2 separate regions of the Homo sapiens genome follow, and region 2 is linked to region 1. A link is a loop called in an ENCODE intact Hi-C map of the cell type or tissue named here. Cell type or tissue: ovary. All regions are shown on one strand. Links, peaks and the distances in the headings refer to the core of each region. The heading gives the core; the rest is flanking DNA. Region 1 overlaps RCVRN (recoverin). Region 2 has its middle 36 kb from the start of DHRS7C.

Region 1 (10,075 bases), core at 1,146-9,145:
CTAAAAATGCCCAAGAGACACTGCACAAGGGGCTGGGATCTTATGTGGGCAGGTGGCAACAGAAGCTCAGGCAGTTTGGATTATTGCTCTTAATGAGACCCATTTCTGCCCTTGAATTTACATGTACTTGAGGAGTCAGGGATCTAGAGACAGGAAATGACTTCCCCAAGGTCTCTATAGTAGACATCTATTTTTAGAATCTGCCCTTCTTATAGTACCCCAATTTTCCTCTTGGAAAAACCACTCATCTCCTACTGTCAGTCCACGGAACTTGAGTTGTCCTGACTCTATCCTCAGTTCAAGGATGGGCATAAAAATCTGCTGGCCAAGCAGAGCAGTACATCCTTCTGGCATCAGATATTGAGTCAGGCATGGGCATATAACTAACCAGAGACAGTGAGATGCAATCCTGACACTTTGGCTGGGACTCTTAAGAGAAAGCATTTTCTCTTTTCTGCTGAAATTGGAACCATGAAGAAGGCAGCCTGGATCTGCTGGTGACCGTCCTGCCAGCATGGGAAGAACCTGTCTGAGAATGGTGGTGACAGCAGAAACCAGAACCAGGAGAGGGAGAAATGAACTCTGGGACATTGTTGGAGCCCCTGGATTAAGCCATACCTGAAGCTAGCCCTACTCCTAGAATTTCAGCTATAAGAGCCAAGCAATTTCTATTTGTGCCACAATAATTTGTGCCAGGTCATCTACCTTTTGCATCTGGAAGAGTCTTGATGACATAGCTCATCACTATCTCCACCTCCTCTTCCCTGTGGCCAAGTTGAACTTCATGCTTTATTTTCCACAAAGTGTCATACAGCTGTAGAGAATCTCAGCCCAAGTGGTCCTTCCACCCTAAGCTAAAAAAAGAGGCACTAATTAGGTTTTCACTCTTTGGCTCTCCCATTGAACCACAAACCAGCAAGGACCTAATTATGCAGTGTCTGTCCTTTTAGACTCAAGTGACAATGATAGACTGACCTCAGAGAGAAGTGAAAAGCCCCCAGCCTCATCCTCGAAGCAACCAGATTCATTCATGGAGTGTGGTGGAAAGAGCATTGAGCCCTTTGGTTATATTCCTAGAACACTCTGGACTGGACCCACAGAGTCTTTTATCTCCCACTGAACTGGCTTCTATATAGCCCACTATGTCTACATGGGAGAATGCCTTGGGTAGATGATTCTAGTAATAATCCTTCTCCTCCCAGAACCTCTGGACTCATGCCTTGTAGCCTCCTTCCCCTTTCCATCTCTGACATTGTGCAATCCTAGAGTTCTCTATCCTGCTGTGTCCAGGTCAAAACTATTGGAGAAATCTGGTGTAATCAAAGGGACTCCAGTTTAAGTACCAACTCCTACTCACACTTCCTGCCCTCAGTATCCTCATCTGTATTGTGCAGATAATAACATCTCCATCAATGAAATAATGATGGCAGAGTCTAGCATGGTGCACGGTTCATAAGTGTTTATTCTCACGTTTGCTCTCCACACAGAGGAGTGCTCTTTGGCAGTGGTGATTGTGTCATCTCTGTGGCTAAAGTGGGGTCTGGAGGCATCACCACAATACCAGCAACTAGAGACTCCTCAGCCTCAAGAGGTTGCAGACAGGTCAGTCAAGAATCCAGGGTATCCATGCATTTTTCTGACCTCATCTTGGAACTTGAGGCTGGAGAATAAATGGGCCTTCAAAGCAACAAATCCAGGGATCTTGGAGAATGCACTGATGGAGTTCCTGGGTATCCCAGGCCCTGGAGCTTTGAGGAGGCAGTTGGGGGCCGGTGGGTAGCCCTTGCCTGACCTCTGCTCATCAGCTGGCTGCCCTTGGGCAAGCTGCTTCCTGTCATTGGGACTCCTTTTCCTTGTCTCTAAAACAAGGGGCTTTAGGGCCATCTATGGCTCTGCCTTCACCTCATACTATATTGAAGCTGAATTCATCATTGTTCCCTGAAACCCCAAAGACTCTCTGTATTTCTCATCTCCATAGATGGCATTGCTATTCACCCACTGCCCAAGCTACAGGCCTGGCTGCCATTCCTGCCCTCTCTCCTCCTGCCCCCTCAGCCAGCCAGGTGGATGCTACCTCCTAAATGTGTCCTCACTGGATCTGGTCCTCTCCATCCCATTGCCTTTCCCCTGGCCCAGGCCATCTGAGTGGCTGCAAAAGCTTATTCATCGGGCTCCCTGACTCCAGGGAGCCCCCAGTTGCTCCTCTCTGACTTATTTTAGCCTGCTGGGGACTTCTCTTACAAACATAAACCCCTCCTACTTCCAACTCCACAGTGGCACCGCTGTCCCCATGGTGAGCCCCCAAGTGCTTACCACAGGCTGCAGGGAGGGCTTTGCGTGGTCCAGCCCCCGCCTACCTTTTAGATTCAGCTCACACTTTGCTCTCCCTCCTCCTTCTACCCTCCAGCCACCCCGACCTTCTCCTGGAACTCGAGATGGTCATTCATGCCTCAGCGGCTCTGTGTTGGCCGCCTTCTGTTTGAGACTTCCCCACCCCGACCCCGTCCCCCGCCTCGTGTGCAGTGGTTCTGAATTTAAATCTCCCTTCGTCAGGGATGTGGTCCCTGATCCCCCCTGACAAGTCAGCCCCTTCCACTGTGTCCTCCCCTGGTGCTCTGCACGTTTCCATGGTAACCTGGGCCACTGGTCATGGCTCCTTCCAGGTTCATTGTCCCCTCTGGACCATGAGCTCCATGACAGCAGGACCGCATTAGACTCATTCCGCACCAAAGCAGCCCAGCCTAGGGCTGCCATCGCAACACAGCCTTGTCTTTGAGGTGTGACTGATAGAAATCATTTCCTTTTCCAGTTGAAGGATGACCAGCAGCCACGTGCCCAGCTCAGCTTGCGTTTATTGGAAACTGCTTACCCAGCACTCCACAAAGGAGCTTACAGCGGGGTGACACTTAGGACTCCTATGGCCTAATCCTGGGATTAGCACAGGGCCATGGGCTGGTGGACAGAGGGAGGGGTGGGACCGGGCATGATGGGAGGGAATGCTGAAGACCCAGGAAGAAGGAACCAGTGGGTCACTACAGATGCTTCAGTTTGGCAGGGAGCTGTGCTGTGGGCTTGTGTGCAGGCCTTTCTCTTGGCCCTGGGGTGGATGTGTGTGTGTGTGTGTGCGCGCGCGTGTGTGTGCATGTGTGTGTGTGTGCACAGGCGCTCACGGGTGTCATGTGAGTGGTAGGTGGAGGGAGGACAGCTGAACAGTTGGCATCAGGCGTTCTTCATCTTTTCCTTCACTTTTTGAGGCTCAAACTGGATCAGTCGCAGAATTTCCTTATTGGCCAGTGTCCCCTCAATGAATTCTTTCTCTGTAAGTTTATCTGTGCATTGGGAAAAAATATATACGTACATAAAACAGTCAGGATTGATAGCCAAGTGAGCTGCGATGAGGCTGACATCTAGCCAGTATCCCCAGTGTGAATGTATCTATTATAAGAATATTGAATACTCAGTGGCCCTGAGTATTCAATATTCCCCCACCCCAGTCCAGATACCCACCTCCTTTCCCATGACCCTTGGAGCTCCCTGCAGACCAGCAAAGAGCGGTGAATGACTGGCACTGGGGGGGCCCCCAAGATGCCAGTCTTGTGCTATGTGTCTCTTCCGATTGGCCGGTGCCCCTGCCTTGCTGGTTATTAAATACTTCAATAATTAATAACTATTAATTGTTATTCTATTTTCTATAGTAGCTCAAGTTTCAAGGATCAAGTTCAGGAGGAGCTTCTGGGGGTCTGAGCATAGCAAAACAATCTGGATGTCAGGCCCAGAGTCTCAGCTGAGAAGCAGGGAACAACATCCCTCCAGAAATAGGAGTGAGAAGTGAAGGGCCCAATGAGATCATGCCAGGGGGAGTGTGGCTTGCAGAGAGGTCTCTTTGGCACCTGCAGCACACAGGCAGCCCCATGATTCCTGGCTGACAACTCCGCCATGATCCCTTCCTATGCATCCATCCCTGCGTCCCCCAGTCTCATCTGCCTCCTTATTTGGGATCAGGACTGAGAGACAGCCTTGTTGCGCCCACACCTGGTTTTCCGGTGTTTTTAATCAGGTGGCTAACTGTATTCAGATCAGTCCAGTTAAATGCATGGTCCTGAGCCCAGATGCCACTGTGCTTGGAGCCAAGGCCACCACAGGGAGCGGAGGCGGGGTGTACAATAGAAGAGAGTGAGATGAAGTCCCTCCCTGGGAAACTGTTGACCTGGCGGGGAAGGCAGTCACACGCAGAAATACCTCTAGCATGAGACAGATGCTCCTTTCTGTTGTATGTTCACAGTGCCTAGCACAGAGTCGGTGCTCAACAAAGCTTTGCTGAACTGAATGTGATTTCTGACTTATGCTCTGGGCCTTTTGGATACCTTTAATCCCTTCTGGGTTAGGATCCAGGATGGCTTCCTCCGCAAGTCTGGGTGGTAAAATTTGGGTTTTAACATCCCAGCCACCCCACAGAGAGCTCACAGAGAGCTTGAAACTCCCACCATCAAAGCCTGACTCTGCCCTGAGGCATTGTCTCCAGATGGGCCGCGTGGAAACACGTACAACACATCACGAACAGGAGTAACACGTCGACCTCGGGGCTTCTGACGTCATCCCCTCCCGGGATGTTCACCAGGGAGGTTTTCAGATGAGCAAAAAGCAGAACACAGGGCTCGACACATGAACGGACCCAGAGGGAGGTCGCGAAGCCAGTTAAGGAGCCAGTGGGGCAAAGTGCCAAAAGAAGGCATCTTGGTAGCCAGTGTCTGTGCAAGGAGGAGAGAGTGCTCAAAGGTGAGGGGCCAATCCGGGCCGATGAGGGAAAGGTGGGTAAAGTACCAAGGCGCGAATTTAAGGAGGCGCTCACTTTCAGGTCCTGTGAGTGCATTGTTGACCCCTGAGAACGAGCGCCTCCTTAAATTCTGTGTCCTATGTTCCTCCTACCCCAATGACCTTCATGCTTCTCTTATTTCATCATTTGTTGGCAGATTAGGAGGAGCAGGGTCATCTCTCTCTGCCCTTATTTAGCATCCTGCTCAGCTTTTTCTTCTTGAACCTTGGCAGAAGACTGCCTCCAGAGGTCACCAAAGGGGTTAATACAGGACCCTTGGATGTGTTTGGGCCATGCTGTGTTTTATCAGTTGAGACACACTGGATTTTTAAAGTCTTCATGGCTGGCTTCTCTTAAAAAAAAATCAGATGATGTCTCAACCACGGGTTCCATAGCCCCACATGGAATATGCTGGAAGCCATCAGACCAGAGGTGCACCCTCTGCTGTTTGCCAATCCCCACTGCTTGTAGATGACTGTCCACATAACTCGTTTTCATCATTCCTGCCCCTCCAGCCATATGTGTTTGCAGCCCCAGCCTAATACCAGCTCCTTTACCGCATCCTTGTGCTGGCCGTAAGCATCACAGACACACAGCCCCAGCAGCCGAGTGCTGGAGTCCATCACTGCCTACAGTGCAGGATCACACTTCCTGGGGGCTGCTTCCAGCCACTGACTGACAGGGCAGGGGCACCAAGACTGACAGGGGCACTGAGGACACCCCATCGACTCTGTCAACACTTCCTCAGACTGCACTGCAGTCTCGGGCATTACTTACCTAATCTTCCTTTCTTTCCTAACCTTCCTTTCTTTCCTAACCTTCCTTTCTTTCCCTCTCTCCCTGCCAGGGGTCAGATCTGCTTGGCAGTCTGATAGCTTTCCCAGCCTCCTCTCGATCCCAGCCTGTTTTCCTTCTTCAGCCTTTCCTCCCATAAATCTCTTGCAATCTCATTTAAATCTAATCCTATCTTGGTGGTGTTTCTCAGAGGACCCAAACCAACTTCCCAAAGTAAAACCATAGAAATACAGATCCCACTGACTTGGGACTCGATATTAATTCAAAGCTAGGGTGAGCTGAAGTTTGCTCTTGTTCTAATTGCACAGAAAACAGTTTTGGCTCCTGCTCACCCTTAAGGCCATTCCCCTGTCCAACCCTTCAAACAGCTCTGAAAATGCACAATGGAATGAGGTGTCCCCCATCCTGCCTGGACACTGTGACTCAGAAGAATAAATCTTGTTGGGATTTCCAGGAAACAGCCCATGGTTGAAAAATCAAAGGCAATGAAGGAAAAGGAATTCACCATCATCATTCTTTCCAAAGTACTTCCAGATCTTCTCGGCTCGCTTTTCCGGCGTGTTTTCATCGTCTGGAAGGAGCTTCACGTCCTCGGGAGTGATCATTTTGAAAATAGCCTGTACCAAACAGAAAGAAAGAACTCGTTAGGAGGAACTTTAAGGGGCTGGCAACCCTGGAAAATCCACATCTTACACTGTACACAAAAATCTACTCAAAATGGATTAAAGACTTAAACATAAGACCTCAGACCGTCAAACTGCTGGAGGAAAACGTAGGGGAAAAGCTTCTTGGCACTGGTCTTGACGATAATTTTTTGGATATGACACCAAAAGCAAAGGCAACATAAACCAGAATAAACAAGCAGGATAGCATCACACTAAAGAGCTTCTCCATGTCAGAGGAAACAATGAACAAAATCAAAATGTAACTTATGGAATGGGAGAAAACATTCGCAAACCATTTGCGTTCTGCCTCCCCGGAGACACCTGTGAGCAGGTCAGGCAGGGGCAATAATGGCTGTGAAATTATCCTGGAGGGAAGGTCGACAGCTTTGAGAAGTTTCCCTTCAGCCCCCTGGTGCTGGATAAAGGAGTAAAGAGGCCAAAGCCACAGCCCAGGGCAGCAGCGTCGCTGGCAGCACTCAAAGCCCTGAGCTGGACGCCAGTGTAGGTGGCTCCTACACTCCTATCCATCTGTGCAGGGCCTTGGGCACCATGTGCAGGTGTGCCAGCTAGAAGCTGGCAGTGAGTGCCTGCCCACCCCACTTCCAACACGGAGGGACAGACCTCCAGAGCCTCAGGAAAGACTGCAAAAATAATCAAATCCTCACCCTGGGCCCAGGAAGGTTATATGGTTTTCCCACAGCAACACTGCTAGTTGGAGTCAGAGCTGGGACTAGAACCCTTCACTTTTAACTCCCTCAGTCAGTGCTCTGCCCATGAACTTGTAATCTGGTGAATAGCAGAGCCTTCTGCCACCTTGCACAGCCCCAGCCATTGATGGAGTCTCCCTCCCTCCCTTTCCTTTCTTCTTTCTTCCTTTCTCTCCTCCTTTCCTTCTCCTCCCTCCCTTCCTTCTCTCCTTCCCCTTGCTTCCCCCTCTTTCCTTCCTGACTCCTACCTTCCCTCTCTCCCTCCCTCATTTCCCCCTCCTCCCTTTCCTCCTCCTTTTATTCAATGAGTATCAATTTGTAGGCTTCTGCTGGGCCCTGCATTGTTTATGCCACTCTGAAGACTTAGTCCCTGTCCCAGGCCACCCAGAGACCCCACAGCCAATCCGAGGGAGCTTTCTCTGCAGGCTGTGCCAAGATAACAATGAGAGAGACACATGCCTGCCAGAATGGGAGGCCCGAGCTGAGCATTGAGGATAAGCCCATGGACCACAAGCTGCATGCTCTGCTGTTTTATTTATGATTTCTCCTAATAACTGTGGAAGATTTTTGTGCATTTGTCATCATGCAAATGAAAGCATGATTGCCAATGCACACAAAGTTATTAACATCTAAACAATAGTCTCTACTAACAGGAATGGAATTAGAAGAATAAGGTAAGTGGCAGGGGCAGGGGGACTGAAAAAGAATAAATTAAAAAAAAATCAAATGAAGGAAATTAGAACTGGTATAATAGGAAAGAAATGGAAACAACCTAATGTCCAAAAACATAGGAATGTTCAATAATTTCCACATTTCCATAAGCCAGAATTCCAAGCAGCTATTAAAAGAGTTTTGGAAGAGGTTGGGTGCGGAAGCTCACGCCTGTAATCCCAGCACTTTGGGAGGCCGAGGCGGGCAGATCACCTGAGGTCAGGAGTTCGAGACCAGCCTGGCCAACATGGTGAAACCCCGTCTCTACTAAAATACAAAAATTAGCTGGGCAGGTGCCTGTAATCCCAGCTACTCGTGAGGCTGAGGCAGGAGAATTGCTCAAACCCAGGAGGGGGAGGTTGCAGTGAGCTGAGATCACGCCACTGCACTCCAGCCTGGGCGACAAGAGCAAAACTCTGTCTGAAGAAAAAAAAAAAGTGTTTTGGAAGAATATGTAATGATATGGAAAGCACTCATGATAAAAGAGTAACTGAAAAATGTATGATAAAAAATCGTATGTGAATATGTCATAGCTTTAACATTATTTAAAATTATATAGGTAAAAGACTGAAAAGGTATATACTGATATACTAAGAAAAGTTTTCCCTGGATGTTGGAATTAGAGGCAATTGTTAGTCTCTTTTGCCTAGGTTTCTAAATTTCATGAGTTACTTTTATATCAGATAAACCATTTTCAAGACACCTACGAGGTTAGTGGAAAAGTAATTATGGTTTTTGCCATTACTTTCACAACAAAGGATCTGACAGGAGGACAGTATGGACAGGGGAGAAGGCGTGTTGGGAACCATATGGAAGCCTGTGCGCCTCACAGGGAAACTGTCAGGAGCCGGGGAGCCACGCCGCGCGTGGGAAGCGGGGGCTCATGCGTGGTGCCATGATCCGCCCCGCGCTGGGGAGAACATGAGGACTAGAACTCAGAGTTCATGCCCCCAACTTTGACCTCTTTCTACTTTATATTAGAAGCATATTGTGTGTTTAGAATGAACAGTGATTCAACTTGAATGTGTACTGCTGAAAATTTCAAAGGACATTTTAATAAAGGAAGGAAGAAACAAAGGATGGAGAGAAAGAAAAAATGTAAATATAGTCACGTGTCGCTCAGAGACAGGAATACATTCCGAGAAACACATCTTAAGGCAACTTCTATGTGGGAACATCATAGAGCATCCTTGCACGAACACAGATGGTAGAGCCGACTACATCCCTGAGCTCCATGGTCCAGCCTTTTGCTCCTAGGCTACAAACCTGTGCAGCACGTGACTGTCCTGAATGTTGCAGGCAGTTGTCACACGATGGTAAGTATTTGTGCATCTAAACATAGCTAAACATAGAAATCATGCAGTAAAAATACAGTATAAAGATAAAAAATGGGCCGGGCACAGTGGCTCATGCCTGTAAATCCCAGCACTTTGGGAGGCTGAGGCTGGCGGATCGCTGGAGGTCGGGAGTTTGAGACCAGCCTGACCAACATGGTGAAACCCCGTCTCTACTAAAAATACAAAAATTAGCTAGGCATAGTGGTGCACACCTGTAATCCCAGCTACTCGGGAGGCTGAGACAGGAGAATTGCTTGAACTCGGGAGGCAGAGGTTGCAGTGAGCCAAGATCGCACTATTGCACTCCAGCTCTGGGCTACAGAGTGAGACTCCATCTCAAAAAAATAAAAAATAAAAAACCAAGATACAAAATGGTAGACCTGTCTAGGGCACTCACCATGAGTGGAGCTTGCAGGACTGGGAGTTGCTCTGGGTGAGTCAGTGAGTGAGTAGTGAGTGAATGTGAAGAACTAGGACATTACCGTACACAACTACAGACTTTACGGATACACTTAGGCTACACTAAATGCATTTGAAAAATAAAGTAACTGTGCTATGACGTCACTAGGCAGTAGGAATTTTTCAGCTCCATTACAATCTTATGGGACCACAGTGGTCTATATCGTCCGTTGTTGACCCAAACATCGTGAAGCCAAGCATAACATGGCTGTATTAGGAAACACTCAGATTCTGCTCCGGGAAGACAACGAAGCTGTGGGCAAGTGCCCACCCCTCTATCAATATCAGCATCTCGGAGCACCACGCTCTCAGAGCCAGTGGCCCGCATCCCCCGCTCCACCCACAGATCCACTCCCTCTGCAGCAGCTGCAGCAGGGGACCCCCAGCCCGGAGCGACCCCGGCACCGCCCAGCCAGAAGGGGAGAGGGGAGACTGACCATGACGATCTCCAGCACTTCATTCTTGCTGATGGTCCCGTTACCGTCCACGTCGTAGAGGGAGAAGGCCCACTCCAGCTTCTGGTTGGTCTTGCCCGCGGTGGTCATGTGCAGGGCGATGACGTACTCCTTGAAGTCCAGGGTGCCGTCG
Region 2 (10,075 bases), core at 656-8,655, 140 kb before region 1:
TTGCTGGCAGCCATCAACACAGAAACAGTGACCATCACCCTCAGTGAGTCTGCCATTTTCCCACCCATCCCCCCTTACCTCATTCACTTCTAGACTCATTTTTTTCTCTAGTCCTCCTTGTTTCCCACGCGGTTTTAGACAGAACCATTCATTCGATGGCTTGCATCCTGCTTTTTCCAGCCCAACCACTTCCCTTTCATCTACTCGACAGATTTAGCTCAGCATGTCATTTTTTTTCCTCTTTAGCCCTTGAGTTGTTCATCTATAAAACAGAACTGCCCTCTTGCTACATTCCCTTCCAGTTCTACAGTTCTCTGAATCCTCCAGTGCCCCATCCATCTCTCCCATCCCTTCTGATCTTCTTCCATGACCTAACCAAGTCCCCTTCTGGTCATTTCCTTTTAACTGGTGAAAGCCTACATACTGTTATACATTTAGGTTTCTATGTATATCTGGTATATCCAGCATGCAGCCTCGTACAGTTAAAATATATTGAGATGTTTATCTAACTTGTTTTAACTTTGGACTGTAAGCTCCTCATCAACATGGGCTAAATTATCACAGTGCCATGAAAAGTATGCTTATTGGAATTTTCTATATAGAGAGTGTATTAATTGGGGAGAAGAGAGCCTAGATTAGAAATCAGAGCTCTTGAGTGGGCTATTTACTAGTTAAGTGACTTTTAACCTCTTTAGGCTGGATTAATGTTTGATTTCTCTGCCTCCCCATGATGCAGAGAAGTGAATGTGAAAATAGACCAATCTACCTTTTCATATGAGAAGTCCTGTATCAGTGTGAATCTAATAATCATAATGAGCACCATGTTCAAGTGCCAAGTGGAATCAGGGAGTAAAGTACAGCCAGAGCTCTCAGAGCTGTTCTTTTTTTTTTTTGAGACGGAGTCTCGCTCCATCGCCCAGGCTGGAATGTGGTGGCGTGATCCCGGCTCGCTGCAACTTCTGCCTCCCGGGTTCAAGCGATTCTCCTGCCTCAGCCTCCCGAGTAGTTGGGATTACAGGCATATGCCACCACGCCTGGCGAATTTTTGTATTTTTAGTAGAGACCTGGTTTCACCACGTTGGCCAGGATGGTCTCGATCTCCTGAACGCATGACCTGCCCGCCTCAGCCTCCCAAAGTGCTGGGATTACAGGCATGAGCCACCGCGCCCAGCCGGCATTGCATGTTATATGGGGATTATGTTTGCAAATCAGTCAAAACTGCTCTGGAAGTGACTGTAGATCACACGTGAAGGGCAGGATACCCTATGTAGTGTTACTATGGAACATTAAATGTGTTCCATCCAAAACTAAGATGCTTATATTCGTTCCTCTAAGACATCTTTAGTCAGAGTTTCTCAACAGCCTTTATTTAATTCCATTTCACCTGTAAGGATATCTTTTTAGCTAGTATTACCTATGAGTTCGGCCACATGAAAAACGTCTTTTGGTTCTTTCTCAAAGTTGGAAAACCCTTCAAATATCCCACAAAGTATTCCAACAGGCGGTATCAGCACACACCCATTGTTTTATCATTTTATTATATATTTTGCCAATCCACTATAATTGATTTCTCATAAATTTTATGTGTACACATTAAAGGCATGGATGATATAGCTCCACAGTAACAGAAGTAAAAATGAATTGATAGCATAACTCAACCTTCTCAAGGCCTTACTGACCTGTGGGCAGAAATGCAACATCAATGAAAATCACGCAAATTCCAGCGGCTCTCACAATGCTGAAAATTTCTACAGTGTGCTTCTAAAGTATTTCTGGTGGTCTCTAGGGAGAGGCCTCACAGGTGCCCATGAGCAAGACTGCCCTTGTTGGTGGCTGCCCCCATATACTTCCTCGTGCATGGAAGGGCCTCATCTCTATGCAAATTCTTGCAGGTGCATCATCCCCATCAGTGCTCCTGAACAGGTGTGTGTAGCTGGCATCACTGCTACGGTAGTAAGAACCATTAATGGAATTATGAATCTTGCTTATATATTGTCGCATGCCTTGCCAAACCTCTTCACATTTGATTATGTCAGGAGGTGAATAATTAAGCAGGATAAGGGTTCGGATAAAGGTGAAGGTCATGACGATCTCATTAGACCATCAAAGGGTCCAAATATTAATATGGGAACAGTACAATAAATACAGGACTTTTCATAAAAGTAATAACTATATGGCCGGGCACGGTGGCTCACGCCTGTAATCCTAGCACTTAGGGAGGCTGAGGCGGGTGGATCACGAGGTCAGGAGATCGAGACCATCCTGGCTAACACGGTGAAACCACATCTCTACTAAAAATACCAAAAAATTAGCTGGGCTTGGTGGTGGGCACCTGTAGCCCCTGTTACTCGGGAGGCTGACGCAGGAGAATTGCTTGAACCTTGGAGGCAGAGGTTGCAGTGAGCCAAGATCGTGCAGCTGCACTCCAGCCTGGGTGACACAGCCACACTCTGTCTCAAAAAAAAAAAGTAATAAATATATAATCAAGTATTATTTAAAATGTCAAGTTGATGGGTGCAGCACACCAACATGGCACATGTATGCATATGTAACAAACCTGCACATTGTGAACATGTACCCTAGAACTTAAAGTATAATAAAAAAAATTTAAAAAATAGATAATAAATATACACACGAGTATAATAAAATACAGAACTTTTCCTTCGGTAACACTCAGTAGTGTCTTAACAGATGCCCCTCCTGACTTTAAACATAGAGTTACCTCATTTAGCTAGAAAGATACTTGAAGTTTGAAGAAAAGCGTATTGCACATTTTATTTTAAAAAGTCACTAACATTCTGTTTTAAGTAAGTTTACCTTAGGCGTCCCAGTGTTTGGGGCATGCTTCTGAATGCTCGAATTGGGGGAATATTTTCCTCAAGTGGGTATTTATTTTTACCCTCCTCTGGGCTCATATTTCTTCTTTCAGAGAGCGCACAGGGATGAATTTGTCTGTTTGTTTCTTGTTTTTGGATTGTCCAGTGGAGAGGCAATACAGGTTTGACTCAGGGGACAGGAATGGCCTCACCATTCCTTGGAGGTAAGTGGGTCCCCTGATTGAGGGGAGTTTCTGTCTTGGCCAAGGGGCACCTGGACAAAGTCTTGATTTTCTTCCTGAAGCAACTGGATCTGCTGTCTTTCCCAGCACATCTGCATGTGGAATCCATCCCAGTTCCATATCCCTGCCCTCTCCTCTCAACAACATCTTGAAGGAGTCCTTTCTCTCATAGCTCAGGGGCAGGGGGCATTTTTGCAGACGGAGAGCTAGAGGTAGACAGGCTTGCTGAGGGCTGAATAGGTCTTGCCTTAGGATCCTGAGAGAAAAGGTGTTCCCAGAGCTGCCTCGTTTCCTTGGAAGACCTGTTCTTATGGGTCTTTTCTTTTCATTCTTTAGACTGAAGATTCTTCCTGGGCCCAAGGGAAAGGTAAGTGGAAACATTCTGAACAACACCCATTTTGGCATCCAGGACTCATTCGGCAACAAACAGGTGCTTTTACCCAAAGATATGGATGGGAGGACAAGAGAGGACCTGGGTTCTACCTATCGTCTATCTAACATCTATCTATCTATCTATCTATCTATCTATCTATCATCTATCTATTTATCTATCCATCCACCTATATATCTGTCTATCTGCCTATCCATCCATCCATCCATCCATCCATCCATCCATCCATCCATTAAGGAGTGGGAAAGGATAGAGATGGAAGAATGTTTTGTTTTGTTAACACAAATGCTGTCGAAAATTCTTTAGGGTGAGAGCAACACAATTGCAGAGTTACTGTTAGCATCAAGATGTGAGAATGTATTGTTGGGTTATAAATTTTACATTCTTAAGCATCAGACCAGTTCTAAAGAATCTTTTTATTTCCTCACAAGGTTCTTGCCTTACCTGACATTTTATGACAACAAAACTATGGTGGATGCTTATGTACAAGCTCCACAGTCCTTTGAGTCAGAATTCTGATTCTTAAACACACACACACACACACACACACACACACACACACACACACCTTAATAAAGATAAATGAATTAAAAGAATTAAATATTTGGAGATCATTATAAACAGGAGATGTATGGATGGCAGATAAATAATTCTTAAATCACATGAAACTTGCTTAAGTAACTAATTTACAATGCTGAGAAAGGCTTAGTCATCCACTTTAAAAAATTAAACCTTTCATAAAGAACACCAAATAAAGCAAGGGTTGAATAGCTACTGGACTTCTTAACCAACACCTTCATCCGAGTAGTTTTAGCTGGATGGTCTCTTCTCAGGATGCTCCAAGCCCAGGTCAGTTCTACCCTCTGCATTAGTGTGCTAGGGCTGCCATAGCAAAATGCCACAGACTGGGGTGGCTTAAGCAACAGAAATGAATTTTTCTCACAGTTCTGGAGGCTGGAAGTCCAAGATCAAGGTGTCAGCAGGTTCAGCTTCTCTGGAGGCCTCTCTCCTTGGCTTGCAGATGGCAGCCTTCTTGCTATGTCCTTACGTGGCCTTTCCTCTGTGCACGCTCATCCTTGCTGTTTCCTCCTCTTCTTATAAGGACACCAGTCAGGTTGGATTAGAGCCCACCCTAGTGACTGCATTTTAAATTACTCATCTCTTTAAAGGCCCTATCTCCAAATAGATCACATTCTGAGGAACTAGGGCTTATGCCTTCAACACATAAACATTGTAGGGAAACACCATTTAATCCATAACACCTCGTAAATGCTCTCCTGCAGCTTGTACTCATTTGGACTTGAGGTGCTCTCTGTGCCATTAGTTACCTTTGAACAAAGCTTGGCCTGCCAAGTCCAGGATATGTGCTCACTGATTAACTTAATTAATTTTTTAAGTGGATGACTAAGCCTTTCTCAGCGTTGTAAATTAGTTACTTAAGCAAGTTTCATATGATTTGAGAATTATTTATCTGCCGTCCATACCTCTCCTGTTTATAATGATCTCCAAATATGTGTTTTAAAAACCCCAGCAAAAGTCAAACGCATCATCTCTCGACAACTTTTTCTTTCGCTATTCATGTCCTCATTTCCTGTGAAAATAGGCTCTCATTTGAGACACCCTCTAAACTGGACTAGATCTGTCTGAATGTGGAGAACATAATCATCTTTCAGCCACTTCCTTATTCCCTTTTTTTTTTTTTTTTTTTTTTTTTTGAGAAGGTATCTCACTCTGTTGCCTAGGCTGGAGTGCGGTGGTGCGATCTTGGCTCACTGCAACCTCTGCGTCCCAGGTTAAAGCGATTCTCCTGCCTTAGCCTCCTGAGTAGCTGGGACTACAGGGGCCTGCCACCACACCCAGGGAATTTTTGTATTTTTTTAGTAGAGATGGGGTTTCACCATGTTGGTCAGGCCGGTCTCGAACTCCTGACCTTGTGATCCTCCCGCCTCAGCCTTCCAAAGTGCTGGGATTACAGGCATGAGCCACCGCACCCGGCCACCACTTCCTTATTCTACATGGAACCAAGTACTCTGTTATTTTGATATCTGGTACTCTTTGAAGTGTATTTGCTCATCCTTCACTGCTTCATCCTCTGTGTTTGCCTCCCTAGACCTTGACATAGAGTCAGCAGTGCCCCTGCGTTGGGGGATCCATACTTCCAGTACCGCAATTGTCATATTGGGTGGTTTGAGTTTCCACCTTTGTGCTCTCAGCAGATGCGATCCTCTTCAAACCAAGTGGTAATAATGATGGGCATGGGAGAAGTGAAGGGAGAATAAAAGGGGGCATAGCACTATAACACAGATAGATGGGTAGACTGCGGCCCAGAGCACGGAGTGACTAATGTTCAGGGAGCCTGTCGTGGCATAAAAGGGACTAGGAAATAGGAATTAAATGATCTCCTAGAGTCTCCTCCAGCAATAGCTCGATAGCCCCAGCTTCAGACTTTTGGACATTTATCTAGTTCAGTGGTCTTCTCACAGTGTGTATAAAATTTTTCCAAAATAATGAGGTTCTTTATCAACATAAGAGATGATGAATATTTCATACTGAAATAATCTCTCAATTATATTTGTAATACAAACAAATGATGTGACATACAATTCTAGCCATAGGAAGTTGGCTGGAACTTGGATGAAAAGATCTATGTCAGGGCTGAGCTTGAGTCCCCAACCCCTTATTTTTTTATTTTTTATTTTTTTGACGGAGTGTCTCACTCTGTCACCCAGGCTGGGGTGCAGTGGCGTGATCTCGACTCACTGCAACCTCCACCTTGTAGGTTCAAGCAATTCTCCTGCCTCAGCCTCCCTACTAGCTGGAATTACAGGCACCCACCACGTCCGGCTAATTTTTTTGTATTTTTAGTAGAGATAGAGTTTCGTCATGTTGGCCAGGCAAGTCTCAAACTCCTGACCTCAGGTGATCTGCCCGCCTTGGCCTCCCAAAGTGCTGGAATTACAGGCATGAGCCACTGCGCCCAGCTGAGTCCCCACCTCTATAGGACCATGACCATTTGGGAGACTATGTGGTCTTTGCTTTCTCTGAAGGTGCTCAGAGATAAGGATGCCATGTGGTGTATGTTATTTTCTTTAACTGAGTCATAGCTTTGCATCTTTTCTTGTTCCAGAATCAAAGGGCCGATTATTTATTTTATTTTATTTTGTTTTATTTTTGAGACGGAGTCTCGCACTGTCGCCTGGGCTGGAGTGCAGTGGCGCGATCTCAGCTCACTACAACCTCTGCCTCCGAGGTTCAAGAGATTCTCCTGCCTCAGCCTCCCAGGTAGCCGGGATTACAGGCTAATTTTTTGGTATTTTTAGTAGAGATGGGTTTTCACCATGTTGGTCAGGCTGATCTCAAACTCCTGATCTCGTGATTCGCCCACCTCGGCCTCCCAAAGTGCTGAGATTACAGGCGTAAGCCACCACGGCCCGGTCAAAGGGCTGATTATTAACAGCGCCTCCCATCAGAATCTCATTGGCCAGCTAGCTGCCTCCACTTCTCACTCATCTTTGGAGAGTGCCTGAGGCGTATTGGGGTCTTACTTTTTGTGTTGCCCTACAGAAGGAAGGTAGGAGCTTCAGCAGAGAGAAGGGGTATGTAAAATTTTAGCATCCAGCATATATCATATATACAACATATACCAGAAGAAAGGGCTAATGAAACACTTGCAGTAATTCTTACTGCTTTCGTGATCTGCATTTTTTTTTTTTTTTTGAGATGGAGTCTTGCTCTGTCGCCCAGGCTGGATTGCAGTGGCGCGATCTCAGCTCACTGCAATCTCCGCCTCCTGCTTTCTAGTGATTCTCCTGTTTCAGCCTCCCGAGCAGCTGGGTTGACAGGCGGGTGCCACCACACCCGTCTAACTTGTATTTTTAGTAGAGATGGGGTTTCACCATGTTGGCCAGGCTGGTCTCAAACTCCTGACCTCAGGTCAGGTCTCCCAAAGTGCTGAGGTTACATGCATGAGCCACTGCACCCAGCCATTGTGGTCTGCCTCTTATAATTTCTTTATTTAATCTCTTCTAATCCTCAGTAGCTGCCTTGCTAGCCTACAGCCCGAAATTACAGACATGCTTTTATTTGCACATGAATTGCCCATCAAAGGAGCGCTAATTAGGTGTTAAGAAGACTCTACATGGACAAATAATGTTTTAATGAGATTTTCTCAAATTAATTCATCTTCAAAAACATGCTAAGATAGATTGGAGACCAAATAACTTATGTCAAAATAATTGTTTCTAAAAATTGAATCATAAAAGAACTGGAAAAAATATAGTGACTTAAATAACTGGGGAAGTCTTTTTAACAGAAAAAGCAGCCGGGCGCAGTGGCTCACGCCTGTAATCCCAGCACTTTGGGAGGCCGAGGTGGGCGGATCACGAGGTCAGGAGATGGAGACCATCCTGGCTAACACGGTGAAACCTCGTCTCCACTAAAAATACAAAAAAATTAGCCGGGCGTGGTGGTGGACGCCTGTAGTCCCAGCTACTCGGGAGGCTGAGGCAAGAGAATGGTATGAACCCAGGAGGCAGAGCTTGCAGTGAGCCAAGATCTCGCCACTGCAGTCCAGCCTGGTCGACAAAGCGAGACTCTGTCTCAAAAAAAAAAAAAAAAAAAAAAAGCAAAGGAAGAACTATAATAAGAAGAGCCAAGTTTGGATTGCATACAAATTTTAAATTTTCTCTACATCAGAAGCAAGCTAAGGAAGACATTTATGACATATATAGCTAATAAGCAGTTAACGTATGAACTGTAGTTTACAGATAAAAGGTAAATAGTAAAATAGAAAAGAGCATGAACAGAAAATTCATAGAAGAAACATAAACAGCACGAAACACAAAAAAGTTTTCTTTTTTTTTTAGACAGAGTTTCTCTCCGTTGCCCAGACTGGAGTGCAGTGGTGCGATCTTGGCTCACTGCAACCTCTGCCTCCTGGGTTCAAGCGATTCTCCCACCTCAGCCTCTCAAGTAGCTGGGATTACAAGCATGCGCCACCACGCCCGGCTAATTTTTGTATTTTTAGTGGAGACGGGGTTTCACCATGTTGCCCAGGCTGGTCTCGAACTTCTGATTTCAAGTCATCTGCCCGCCTCAGCCTCCCAAACTGTTGGGATTATAGGCGTGAGCCACCGCGCCTAGCCCACAAAAAAGTTTGGAATGAGTGATAACATTTCAAACTGGCTAAGCTTAAAAGTAATGAAATTATCTAACGCTGGGAAAGTGCAGGGCATGACCAGCGTTTTAATAATTTACTAGTGGGAGTGAAAATAAATGAATTTTGCTATACAATAAATTTGTATTATGTGGCAAAAGGCTTTAATATATTCATGGCCCAGAATTGATACATCTAGGAATTCATCTAGGAGAGTGATGAGCTAATAATTGGAAAAATGTTTATGATATAATTTCAGGTAAACAAAAGCAGGTTACAAAATAGTAGGTAGAATATGATTTCTATTATTATTGAAATATAAATTTTTTGAAAGACCAGATTGGAAGGATTGACTAAAAAATGTTAAGAATGGGTAGGTAGGCTAAGGGAATTTTTTTTCTTCTTTATGCTTTCCCGCTTTTTCATATGATTCTATATTGAGCCACATATTACTTATATAATAAAAAAGTTTGTGTTTTAAAAATAAGTGATTGCTGCATCTATCAAAGGGGCTAACATTTGTCAGATTAAGGTAGCAAACCAACCTAGTCTACCCTTAGGTTGGTGTAACAATGATCATTTTAGTTCTGATTATTTTTCCTTCAGTCTAGACCAGCACTGACTATTAGAAATTTCTATGAAGATGGACCGGGCGCGGTGGCTCACGCCTGTAATCCCAGGACTTTGGGAGGCTGAGGCGGGCAGATCACAAGGTCAGGAGATCGAGACCATCCTGGCTAACACGGTGAAACCCTGTCTCTACTAAAAATACAAACAAATTAGCTGGGTGTGGTGGCTTGAACCCAGGAGGCAGAGGTTGCAGTGAGCCGAGATTGCTCCATTGCACTCCAGCCTGGGCGACAGAGCGAGACCCCATCTCAAAAAAAAAAAAAGCATTAAGGAACTGAGGAGATAGTTTTTAACAGTAGAATGGACACGGCAGAAGACACGACGAATAAATACAACTACAGGTCAATAGAAAATATCCCTAGAAGTAAACAAGTTGTGAAATATTCATACCATGGAACACCTCTCAGAAAAACAAAAAACAAAAAAATACAAACCACTGGTACAACCTGAATGACTCATGTAGAAATTGTGTAAGTGACGAAAGCCAAGCACTAAAAAAGCATGTACTCTATGATTCCACTTACACAAAATCCAAGAACAGCTAAAAATGACCTATGGGTGATTGATGTCAAACTGGTGGTTACTTCTGAGGGTAGAGGTTGACTAGGTATGAGGAAACATTCTGAGGTGACAGAAAGTTCCATCACTTGATCTGCATGGTGGTTACATGGGTGCATACACATGTACAATTCCACTGAGCTCTATATGTACAGTTTGTGTGCTTTACTGTATACAAGAAATAGCTCAATTTAAAAAAATACCAACGATGGCATTTTTCCCCCCGATGTGATGTCTGTTATTTACTCATCCTCCTTTTTCCCGAGCTGGAAGGAAGGCCCCT

The links. Peaks named below come from ENCODE experiments on the same cell type or tissue, not always from the same donor. Only the 100,000 strongest peaks of a DNase experiment are listed, where the experiment ranks them.
Region 2: it touches region 1 in a loop (2.5-fold over the local background); 1 of 110 quality-filtered maps calls a loop at or near these places.

What each region holds. Positions count from the first base shown.
Region 1 is chr17:9,894,876-9,904,950 of GRCh38, forward strand. It overlaps RCVRN (recoverin), which reads right to left. Exons shown (of 3, transcript NM_002903.3): 1 at 9,925-10,075; 2 at 6,114-6,225; 3 at 1,445-3,329. The coding sequence ends at 3,220. Among named protein-coding and RNA genes, the nearest start is that of RCVRN, 5.4 kb to the right of the region's middle. RefSeq lists an enhancer at 4,173-4,674. In ovary, for the core only: no CTCF peak of the experiment used is centred there; a DNase peak (open chromatin) is centred at 4,596.
Region 2 is chr17:9,750,700-9,760,774 of GRCh38, forward strand. No RefSeq gene overlaps it. Among named protein-coding and RNA genes, the nearest start is that of DHRS7C, 36 kb to the right of the region's middle. In ovary, for the core only: no CTCF peak of the experiment used is centred there; no DNase peak of the experiment used is centred there.